Regions from separate parts of the Homo sapiens genome. Here region 2 is linked to region 1. Evidence: chromatin contacts called from ENCODE Hi-C data. All regions are on one chromosome and are shown on one strand. Each heading gives the region's core, a stretch centred on a gene start or an enhancer-like site at or near the end of the contact. The rest is flanking DNA. Distances are from core to core; before and after follow the strand shown. Region 1 holds the start of OR8U3 (olfactory receptor family 8 subfamily U member 3). Region 2 holds the start of OR5M8 (olfactory receptor family 5 subfamily M member 8).

Region 1 (4,972 bases), core at 2,223-4,722:
AAAATATGCATTTTTAAAAAATAAAACCACTTTTGTTTAATTTAACAAAGACTAGATTAATAAATTACGAATTTATTGAACTCCTAATTTTTCAAAGTATGAATGAGCTACCGTCTACTGAGTGCTTTTCTTGTATCAAATTCTGGGTGAAGTGTTTAAAATGGATTGCCTCAGCTAATTTTTATAACATTGAATGGAGATGAGTATTTATTCAAGGTGGACCACTAATCAGTTGTAGATACAAAAATAAATTATATAAAAATTTTATTTACAAGAAAGTGTATTAAGGGTCGTTCACCAATAATAATAAAGCTGATACTTACCAAGGCTCTTTTAGGTGACAGCCATCATGCCAAGGCCTTCACACATGTTTCTACTACATACTCATACTGTAGCTTGTGGAATAAGCATGTTTCTTGTTTTATAAGGTATTTGAGCTTTACATATTATACACTAGAAGTATCAAAACTCAAATCTGTGGTCAAATCTTTCTGGAATCAAGCATGTTCTCCACTGATCTTAGACACCGCTAAAGACCTATATTATTTGTCAGCCTCTGTATTTATTCTATACCTAGATACAGAAACATCATAGAGATCACAAACAGAAGGGTGACAAATACAAGTATTTATTTAAATATGCCTGGAGACTGAATAGTGTTTATTTCAATGTTTTGTCTGAAGGACTGGTGTTTTAGGAGATGAACTCAGTGACCTGGAGCAATTTTCAGATGATAGTTTTAGAGGCTGCACAGAACTGCGTGTATCTGCGCAAGAATAAACATTTAAAAAAAAAAGTCTATTGAGTAAAGTTGAATTTCTTAGCTCATTTCCCTTAGAAAACCTAGGTTTATCTCAATATGTGATTGTTAATAGTAGGGAATTATAACTCTGTAAAGACATGAAGAATTCAATTAATGTTTAAACATTGCTACTGTAAATAATTCTATCAAGTAGGCAGGTGCAGTGAAACCACAGAAGACCAATCTCCTCCAGGTGAATTTTCAGGATCCGTAGACCTGAATCTCACTACCTGTAAAAAGAGAGACTGTCTATGACTCTTGTCGTGGCTCTGATATGTGAGAATATTGTGTATATCCATCCACAGAAATATACACTCACAAGACAAAGTGTGGAGAGTAGAAAAACCAGGTTTCTCTGTTAAACCTGTTTTAAAGGCCAGGTAATTCACTCCACTCACAAGGTTCTAAAAGCACCTCAGGGTAGCATATCTGAGTCATTTACAAAGAAAGTACAGAAGAGGAAATAATCACAGTATATTGTAAAGCTCAAATTGTATTTTATATAATGGCTGCAAGTATCATAATCTCCTTGTAAAATTGAAAAAAAATAATAATTTTAAACCACTACTTTTTCTGAAATGTCAAAACAATAAAAATGTATCATATCACTTTTTTTAATCATATGTCATCATCTACAAGGGTGACTGAATAAATAGCAGGCACAAATAAATTACATAATAACATAGGGTACTTTCTAATTGAACAAATATGCAAGTACAATGAAGGTGTTTATTTTAAAAATTATTTCTTATAAAACATGTTCTTCCAATTATATTTTTTAAAAAATCTGATAATGACACATTTAAATCCAATTAACCTCATTCTTAACACCCACAGTGTTAACAAAAAATTCAGATAAACCTAAATTTGCTTTTAGAATTTTCATATTGCTAGTTATGTGACCTTCAATTTAGAGAGAAAACTTCACACACATCATATGTTTACTTGATTGTAGCAAGTAGGACTACTTGACTAATTAGCCTTGAAGACCTTAATGAATTTATTTTTTAATAGTTTTATGTTTTGGTTTGTTTGTTTGTTTGTTTTTAGAGAGAGAGAGAGAAGGTCTCGCTATGTTGCCCAGGCTGGTCTTGAACTCCTGGGCTTAAGCAATCCTCCCACCCTTGACTCCTAAAGTGCTGGTACTACAGGTGTGAGCCACTGTGCCAGGCCAAATAAATTCATTTCTAACTTTATATAACAAACATTTATATACCTAAGGCTTCCAAAACACTTATTATCACTGGATATTTTTCTAAGCATTTCATAAATATTAACCTGTACAATCCTTAAAAAAAGAGCAATGAGTTAGGTCCTATTATTTCCCAGACTTGGAGACAAAGCCACACAAAATTTAGCTCAATTTTCCAAGGTTGCAGAGCTAATATGAAGGAAATAGTGTTCAAACTCAATCTTGTTTCAGCATCCCAAACTCTAACAAAAACATGCTGCTGCCTTTGCTTTAAATACACCTATGAGTGTTTGCATATATGAGTGTGTCTCTGTTTGTATTTGAACGTGGTTTCAGTGGTCTGCCAAGACTGTGATGGCCTGAATTGAATGCTTTAATTCGTACTGATTTTTCATGATCTGCCTGGTTCTTGCAGAAAATGTCAAGGTCCATTAAAGTAACAGCTACATTTTCAGTTCATTGGGAAATAATTACAAGAAAAAGTTTGATTTATTTCCTGCTTGTTTAATAAAGTTTTCTTATTTTTAAAAATGTTAATATCTGTAAGTTTTCACAACCTTTATCCAAGGCTTTCTTTGAGGCATCTTTCACTTCTTTGTTCCTTAGACTATAGATTAGGGGGTTTAACATGGGGATCACCACTGTGTAAAATACAGAAGCCATCTTGTCTGTGTCCAAGGAGTGATTTGATTTGGGCTGTAGGTACATAAAGATCAGTGTGCCATAGAAAATAGTGACAGTCACCATATGGGAGCCACAGGTGGAAATGGCTTTGTGTTGCCCCTGAGTAGAGCGGATCCTTAGGATAGCGGCAATAATAAAGATGTAGGAGGTGAGGACAATGGAAGAGGAAGAGATCATATCAAAGCCAGCAAAGGCAAATATCAGAATTTCCTTCATGTGTGTGTCTGAGCAGGACAGAGCTAAGAAGGGGAGGTCATCACAATAGAAATGGTTAATTAAGTTTGGGCCACAGTAAGTCAGACGGAAAGTGATAACGGTGTGGAAGAGGGCAACCAGGAAGCTGTATATATATGGAACTGCCACCAGTTGAATGCAGACTCTTCTTGACATCAGTGTTGAATAATGCAGGGGACTACAGATGGCGACATAGCAATCGTAGGCCATGGAGGCTAGAAGGAAACACTCAGTGATCATGAAGGTGAGAAAACAACCCAGTTGGGTTGCACAAGCATGGAAAGGAATGGTGTTGCGTTCCACAACAAAATTCACCATCATCTTCGGTGTAATAGCAGAGGAGTAACAAAGGTCAACAAAGGCCAGGTGGCTGAGGAAATAGTACATAGGTGTGTGGAGTCGAGTATCAATCTTGATTAAAGTAATCAACCCAAGATTGCCCAGCACTGTGACCAGATAGATAACTAAAAACACCCCAAAGCACGGGGCCTGAAGCTCTGGCCGGTTGGTAATTCCTTTCAGAATGAATACAGTGACATAAATGATATTAACTTCAGCCATTTATCCTAACAGGTTTTGTAGATTTTGTCGCAGTTGAAAAATAAAAAAGATACTTCTCATGTTCCCTGTCAGTGTTGGGTAAAGGTGATGATTGTTGTCTTCTTGCCTTGAATCATATCATCATGTGGGCAAAAACATACATCTTACCTCTCTAATGACAGAGGCCAATCTTGCCTGAGGGAGGGGAGTCTTTTACTTGCAGAATAGTAAATAGACCACCTTAAGAAATATTTTGCTTTGTAATTTTAGAAAATAAGAGAAGATGTTGGTTAAAATTATATAGTATGAAACCGCTTGTGACAACTGACACTAATATTTCAATGTTTTTGCTGCCATTAAAAATCTTATATATTTTCCATGCATATATAACAGAACAAAAATATTGAATTTATAGACGTGACCACATTTATATTTCCTTATTTTTCGGTTTTGTGCGTGCTTCCATAAAATATGTCAAAAATAGATCAAAATAATTTTAGAGCTCCTATGAACTATTCAATTTGCTATATTCCTTCCCACATTTATATAGAATAAGTAATTTATGCTGTAGAAATGGAAAGAAATTTGATCAGAAATATGAGAAAGGAAACATTCAGTTGTAAAAAGTTTTATGGAAACATATACTGGTGGGTGGAGTTTTTGATGCATCTTTTAGGATAATTATAATTATTTGTATTTCTACCAGCCCTGAAAAAAAGAGGATTCATCTTGTTAAGCCCAATATTAGCCTATTTAAACTTTAATTTGGTCCTGGCTTTATTTTTCAAAAAATAGAATCATGAAATATTAACTAGAAAATGCTTTGAGAGATCATCATATCTAACCACTTTGTCTTTCATATTCCATTGATTAGTACTATTATTATTTTATCTATTGCAATTGAGTGATGTCCTTATCAGATATTCTGAGTGCATTACATGAATTAAGATAGTCTCTTGCTTACCCTATGAGGAAGGCTCTCACCCATAACTCCTTATAAACATTGGAAAAATCCGACTTTCTGGTGATGGTCACAGAGTATTAGTGTGACTATGTATAACTGACAGCAGAGCCCATATTTCTAATCATCCTTATGCTGCCCAAGTGTAGTGGTTTGTTCCTTAAGCTTTAATCGCCGGGATGGATGGAAGAACGAGGCTAAAGTGTCAAACTAAATGTTTAAAGCTTACAGAAGACAAACATGAAAACTGTAGTTTTCCAAAGATTGCTAAGTTTTCATATACTAGGTCAAAGTAAAATAGAAGACTCCTAAAACATATATATATATATATATATATATATATATATATATATACACACACACACACACACACACACAGATGCATAGACATATACATATATACATATATATTGCTATTCTCAGTAAATAACTGTTTCGTTCATGAATATTCAAAAGTGAGAATTATCTGACTTACATATGGGACTTGAATATGCTCAATTTTTTTTCACAAAGGATTTTATGTCAATTCGAGCTGTGAAGTTATAATTTGAACCCTAAT
Region 2 (5,090 bases), core at 1,479-3,978, 73 kb after region 1:
AACTGTTCCATAAAACTCTCTTTAAGACTTTTTTCTGTCTTATTTTTGTTGAATCTCCAGTTTGTTGCATATTGTCATGTAATCAAGTTGAATGAATGAAATGCCTTAAACCAATGATTGGAATCATTATCTTCAAATAACAGCTCTGCAAACAGAGCAGAATCCAATGGGAGGACAGAGAACGTCTGAGAAAAAAATATGGAAACTATAGATCATCTATTGTGTTTGACCCTATAAAGGTGCTTTACAGTTTAGTGACAGTTTGGGGAAAAGTAGCTACTATACAAAAAGAAGAGCAAAACTGGAGGCCATTGTCAACTTTATGAAAATCCAGTAACTGTGCAAGAAGAGAATTACAATCATAGTAGTATTCATATTATTAATAATTAATACTAGTGTTAGTGATGCTCAAAGTATTATAGTATACTTCAGGTATTATTAATGATACATTCATAGTAATTTTAACAGTAGATACTGATTAAGCCAAAAATTCAAATGTGATCCTACTGTGACAATGAAGAGAAAGAAGTGATCATTGTAGGGTAAGAATGAAGTGATTGGTGAAAGAATGATGGCACCTTATCTTTAATAAACAGATGTCAATAAATTATGTGCATATTTGAAAAATCAGTACAGAGGAATACAAGCATATAATTTAAAATGGGTTAATTTCCAAAGGAAATAACAAGAAAGTATTATCTATGGGGAGTTAGTGGTAAGGTAGAAGTGAGACAGGAGTTTATATATGGCTTGTAATATTATTTGACATTTAAAACTACATACATTAATCATGAGTAGGTTCAAATGGTAATTATAATAAATAATTTTAACTGAACACACATGTGTATGTAAAAGCATTAAAAATGACTACAAGAACACAAAACAAAATCTCAAATGTGATTTCTTCAAGGTTTGTGATGTTCTCATTCTATGTTATATAATTCAGCCTGTGTGAATTTGTATAATTAATATGGCATCAATCAGAATAGGCTATTTTGTGCTAGGGAAACAAGCAAACTCCACATATCATAGTAGCTTATGAAAACGTTATTTATCAGCCGTTTTGTATTGCCATTGTGAGTCGGATGAGAACAGTGTTCCATGTCTCCTGACTGGGCAGCCACTATATTAAGTCTTGCTGGTCACCATGGAAAAAATAAAAACAACAGATCCACTCAAAAATGTTCTAACAATCAATTAAGTATTCAACTGAGAAGTGACATATGTGAATTTTAATCTCATCTTCCAGAAATAGCCACATGATCTTACCTAAACCTAAGGGCATGGAGGTACAAAGCCATTCTGTGCACGGAAGACAAAGAACTTAAAATAACTGCTGAACAAGATGAATGACAACTTAAAACATAAAAGCTTTTGTGAACAAAATTGTACGTATTTGAATTTTAGAAAATAAAGTTTTTAGACTGGGCGCGGTGTTTCATGCGTGTAATCCCAGCACTTTGGGAGGCCGAGCCTGGCCAGCATGGTGAAACCCTGTCTCTACTAAAATACAAAAAATGAGTCGGGCATGGTGGTGTGCGCTTGTGTTCCCAGCTACTCGGGAGGCTGAGGCAGGAGAATTGCTTGAACCCGGGAGGCAAAGGTTGCAGTGAGCCGAGATCACACCACTGCACTCCAGCCTAAGACAGAGAGAAACTCCATCTCAAAATATAATAATAAAATAAAAATAAATAAAGTTTTGAAAACTGCAATGTTCTCCATTGATGCACTATATTTCTCAGCTAAAGAAAAAAGTCTAGGAAGGGCTTTAGAAACCAAAAGAATACTGATTTTTAAGAAAAGTATATCTTCATTGACAGCTCTTTGATTAATGCTTCTTTTACATTTTTATTTCTAAGGCTATAAATTATAAGGTTCAGCATAGGGATTACTGTGGTATAAAATACAGCTACCATTTTACCCTGTTCAACAGATTCCTTTGAGGGGGGTCTGAGATACATGAAGAAAAGGGTTGCATAGAATATAGTGACAGCTGTCAGATGGGAGCCACAGGTAGAAAAAGCTTTTTGCCTGCCCTCTGTAGAGCGAATCTTTAAAATAGCAGGGAAAATGTAAAGGTAGGAAATACATATGATGAAGAGAGAAAAAGAAAGGTTCCAGCCAGCCACAATAAACATTGACAACTCCTTGTTGTAGGTGTCAGAACAAGCCAGCTTAATCAGTGGTGGGTCCGCACAGTAGAAGTGATTAATTTCATTGGGGCCACAGAAGGCTAGGTTGTAGGTCCACATGGTCTCCATCAGGCCAGTGAGCGCTCCATACACATAAGGCACCGTGATGAGGAAGGAGCACACACTCTTGGACATTCTGCTGCCATAAAGCAGAGGGTTGCAGATGGCCATGTACCGGTCAAAGGCCATCACAGCCAGGATGTAGATCTCAACATGGACCAAGGCGATAAAAAGGTAACACTGCACAAGACAGGCAGGATAGGAAATGCTTTTCTTCTCTGAAAGGAAAATCTCCAGCATCTTTGGAGTCACATTGGAAGAGAAGCACAGATCCACGAAGGATAAGTGGCTCAGGAAAAAGTACATGGGCATGTGGAGCCAGGCGTTGGCCTGGATGAGGACAATCATGCCAAGGTTCCCTGCCACCGTGACCATGTAAATGGCCAGAAACAGCGTGAAGAGGAGAATTTGTAATTCCCGGCGACTGGTCAGTCCCAGGAGAATGAACTCAGTCACCAACGTGCAGTTTCTTCTCATAATTTCCTTCGGTGGAAGAAAGGAACTTTACATATATATTGGATTACAATACAATAGCAACATGATTATTACTATTACAGTAATGATCTTTTACCAAAAACGTCCCCTCTTTTTGGCAGTTTTCCTCATTCTATTTCTACTGAACTTTGTTTCAGGTAAACTAAATTAGGGATATTCAAAGCAGCTCTCTACCTTTTATGATACTGCCCTTTATTTTTCTTGTTTTCTTTCCATTTTCTTTCTTTTCACTCCCTTCAAATTCAGCTTCTGTTTTTCTATTCTTCTTCTCTCGTTTCTCCTCCCCTTATTCTGCCTCTCCTTTTATTTGAGAAATGTACTTTATAGGTGGACTTGCCCCAAAACATAACATTCAGAACTAAGCAATTTCTTTTTTCCCGATTATAATACTGGGCAGAGAATGCGCGTAAAGAGAGAAAAGGACAAGTATCAAAAAGCAATATTTGCCCGAGGATCTTGTTCTTTGTGAATAGTTTTCACCAATCCGATCCCTTCCTGGAGAAGCCTGAGCAAACAGGTTGGGCTCATTTGTTGCTTTCTTATTCCTCCAGGCTCAGTGCAATAGGGATTCTCCAGGCAGGGCATGATTTTTTTCCCCTTATTTTGAAAAGTGTCTGCATATTTGCCTTTTGAGGGTTGCACAGCTATTAAATTCTCTAGCCAGTAACACTCTCTTTGAATTTTTTGGAGGAAATTTTCCATTATGTGGAGTTAAGACTCATGGAAATTCTCTCCTCTTGATCTTCCACTTCTAGTTTCCACTGAGAGACCAGATTCTCTGTTTAGAAAGGAGTAGTCAGGGCAGGTGTGGTGGCAGGCGCCTGTAGTCCCAGCTACTCAGGAGGCTGAGGCAGGAGAATGGCGTGAACCCGGGAGGCGGAGCTTGCAGTGAGCCAAGACGGTGCCACTGCACTCCAGCCTGGACGACAGAGCCAGATGCTGTCTCAAAAAAAAAAAAAAAAAAAAAAAAAAAAAAAAAAAACCATAAAGGAGTAGGCAGGGGTCAGATGTTAGTCCCTGCTTGTCTTAAGTAAGTTCATGACTCAAGGTTGCAAAATATTTTTTCATCTAATTGATTACAGTGAAGTTTGAAGATCAGGCTGATGTTGCAAAGAAACACTGATTCTGTGTGGTTTGATCTGCTCAGCCTCCACACCTGCCTAGGCTGCTATCTGTTCTCTGAGCCTGGTCTTTTAACCGCACATTGATTTAGGAGCCCTAACATCCTTTCAGAATGTTCCGGTTTTGCTTAGCATAACCAGAGCTGTGTTCTGTTACTTACAACAACAACAAAAACTGTTAACACTGATATTAATGAAATGTACCTTCTATTTTTCTATATAAAAATCATCTATATTCACAAGAACAACTTATAGAAGGTTATTTTTGAATATCTGAAACAAAGATTTTATTTGTGATTTATACAACATTGAGTAAAAGCTGTGTCTACATCTATTCAATCATAGTAGTGATGTACCCTCATTCATTTTTATATATCAAGCTCCTGTCAGATTTCACCTTTGTTTCTTTGTTTAATGTTGTTTTTGCAATAATTTATATACAGTGAAATTCACATATTTAAAGTGCCCAACTTTGTGTGTTTGACAAATGCACACATCTGGTTGACATTCTTAAGTTTTAGGACTCAACCAAACAAAAAGATGAATGCTTTGATAAAAATGCAATAGGCTTAGCATAAAATCAGTTCACAGGATCTGGAGTTAGATATTTCTGAAATGCTGCTCTATTCTTTTGACATGTTCCTTATTCTGTGTTTTAGTTTTACAACTAATTTAACCAGCACTTACATGGTGTTTCTTATAATCCAAACGCTAATCTATTTTATAAGTTTTAACACATTCAACCCTCAAACCGATTCTATGACACTCTGCCTGTAATAGGTATGGATAATAGCATATTTCCCTCATGGTTAGTACAGAAGGAAATTCCACTACGAACCATAAAGCATACTGTACTGGTAGAAACATGTGCTTTGGAGTCAACTGGTTGAGATCACACTGTGATGTCAGAACTTCTGATCTGAGTAGTCTGGGTCATATTTCTTAATAACTCTGGGCTATAGTTTTTTTCTATTACTGATGAAATTAACAAACACAAAAGTGCTATTTTTAGGATTTCACAAAATGGAGTATGTAATATGCGTAGCACTGTGCCCAATGTGTGGTAAACCCTTAATAAATATTAGCTTTCATTTATATTGAGTGAAAGATCCTAGAGCATGCCTCTTATATTTTTATGCCATTAACTTCCATCCTCATTAATCAAAACTTTAACAAATAAAAGTATCTTAAATACTAACTGTCTACATTTTTCTGGTAATTG

The links. Hi-C counts contacts between places; a loop is a spot of excess contacts on that map. Pooled maps may share reads with other maps.
Region 2: a map of ectodermal cell shows a loop between it and region 1 (4-fold over the local background). The contact joins the promoter of OR5M8 here to the promoter of OR8U3 in region 1. A Hi-C loop is called at or near these places in 1 of 168 maps with a recorded cell type or tissue (ectodermal cell) and 1 of 50 pooled maps.

What each region holds. Positions count from the first base shown.
Region 1 is chr11:56,414,760-56,419,731 of GRCh38, forward strand. It overlaps OR8U3 (olfactory receptor family 8 subfamily U member 3), which reads right to left and starts at 3,473. Exons shown (of 1, transcript NM_001004744.1): 1 at 2,499-3,473. The coding sequence starts at 3,473. The coding sequence ends at 2,499.
Region 2 is chr11:56,488,642-56,493,731 of GRCh38, forward strand. OR5M8 (olfactory receptor family 5 subfamily M member 8) reads right to left here and starts at 2,729. Exons shown (of 1, transcript NM_001005282.1): 1 at 1,794-2,729. The coding sequence starts at 2,729. The coding sequence ends at 1,794.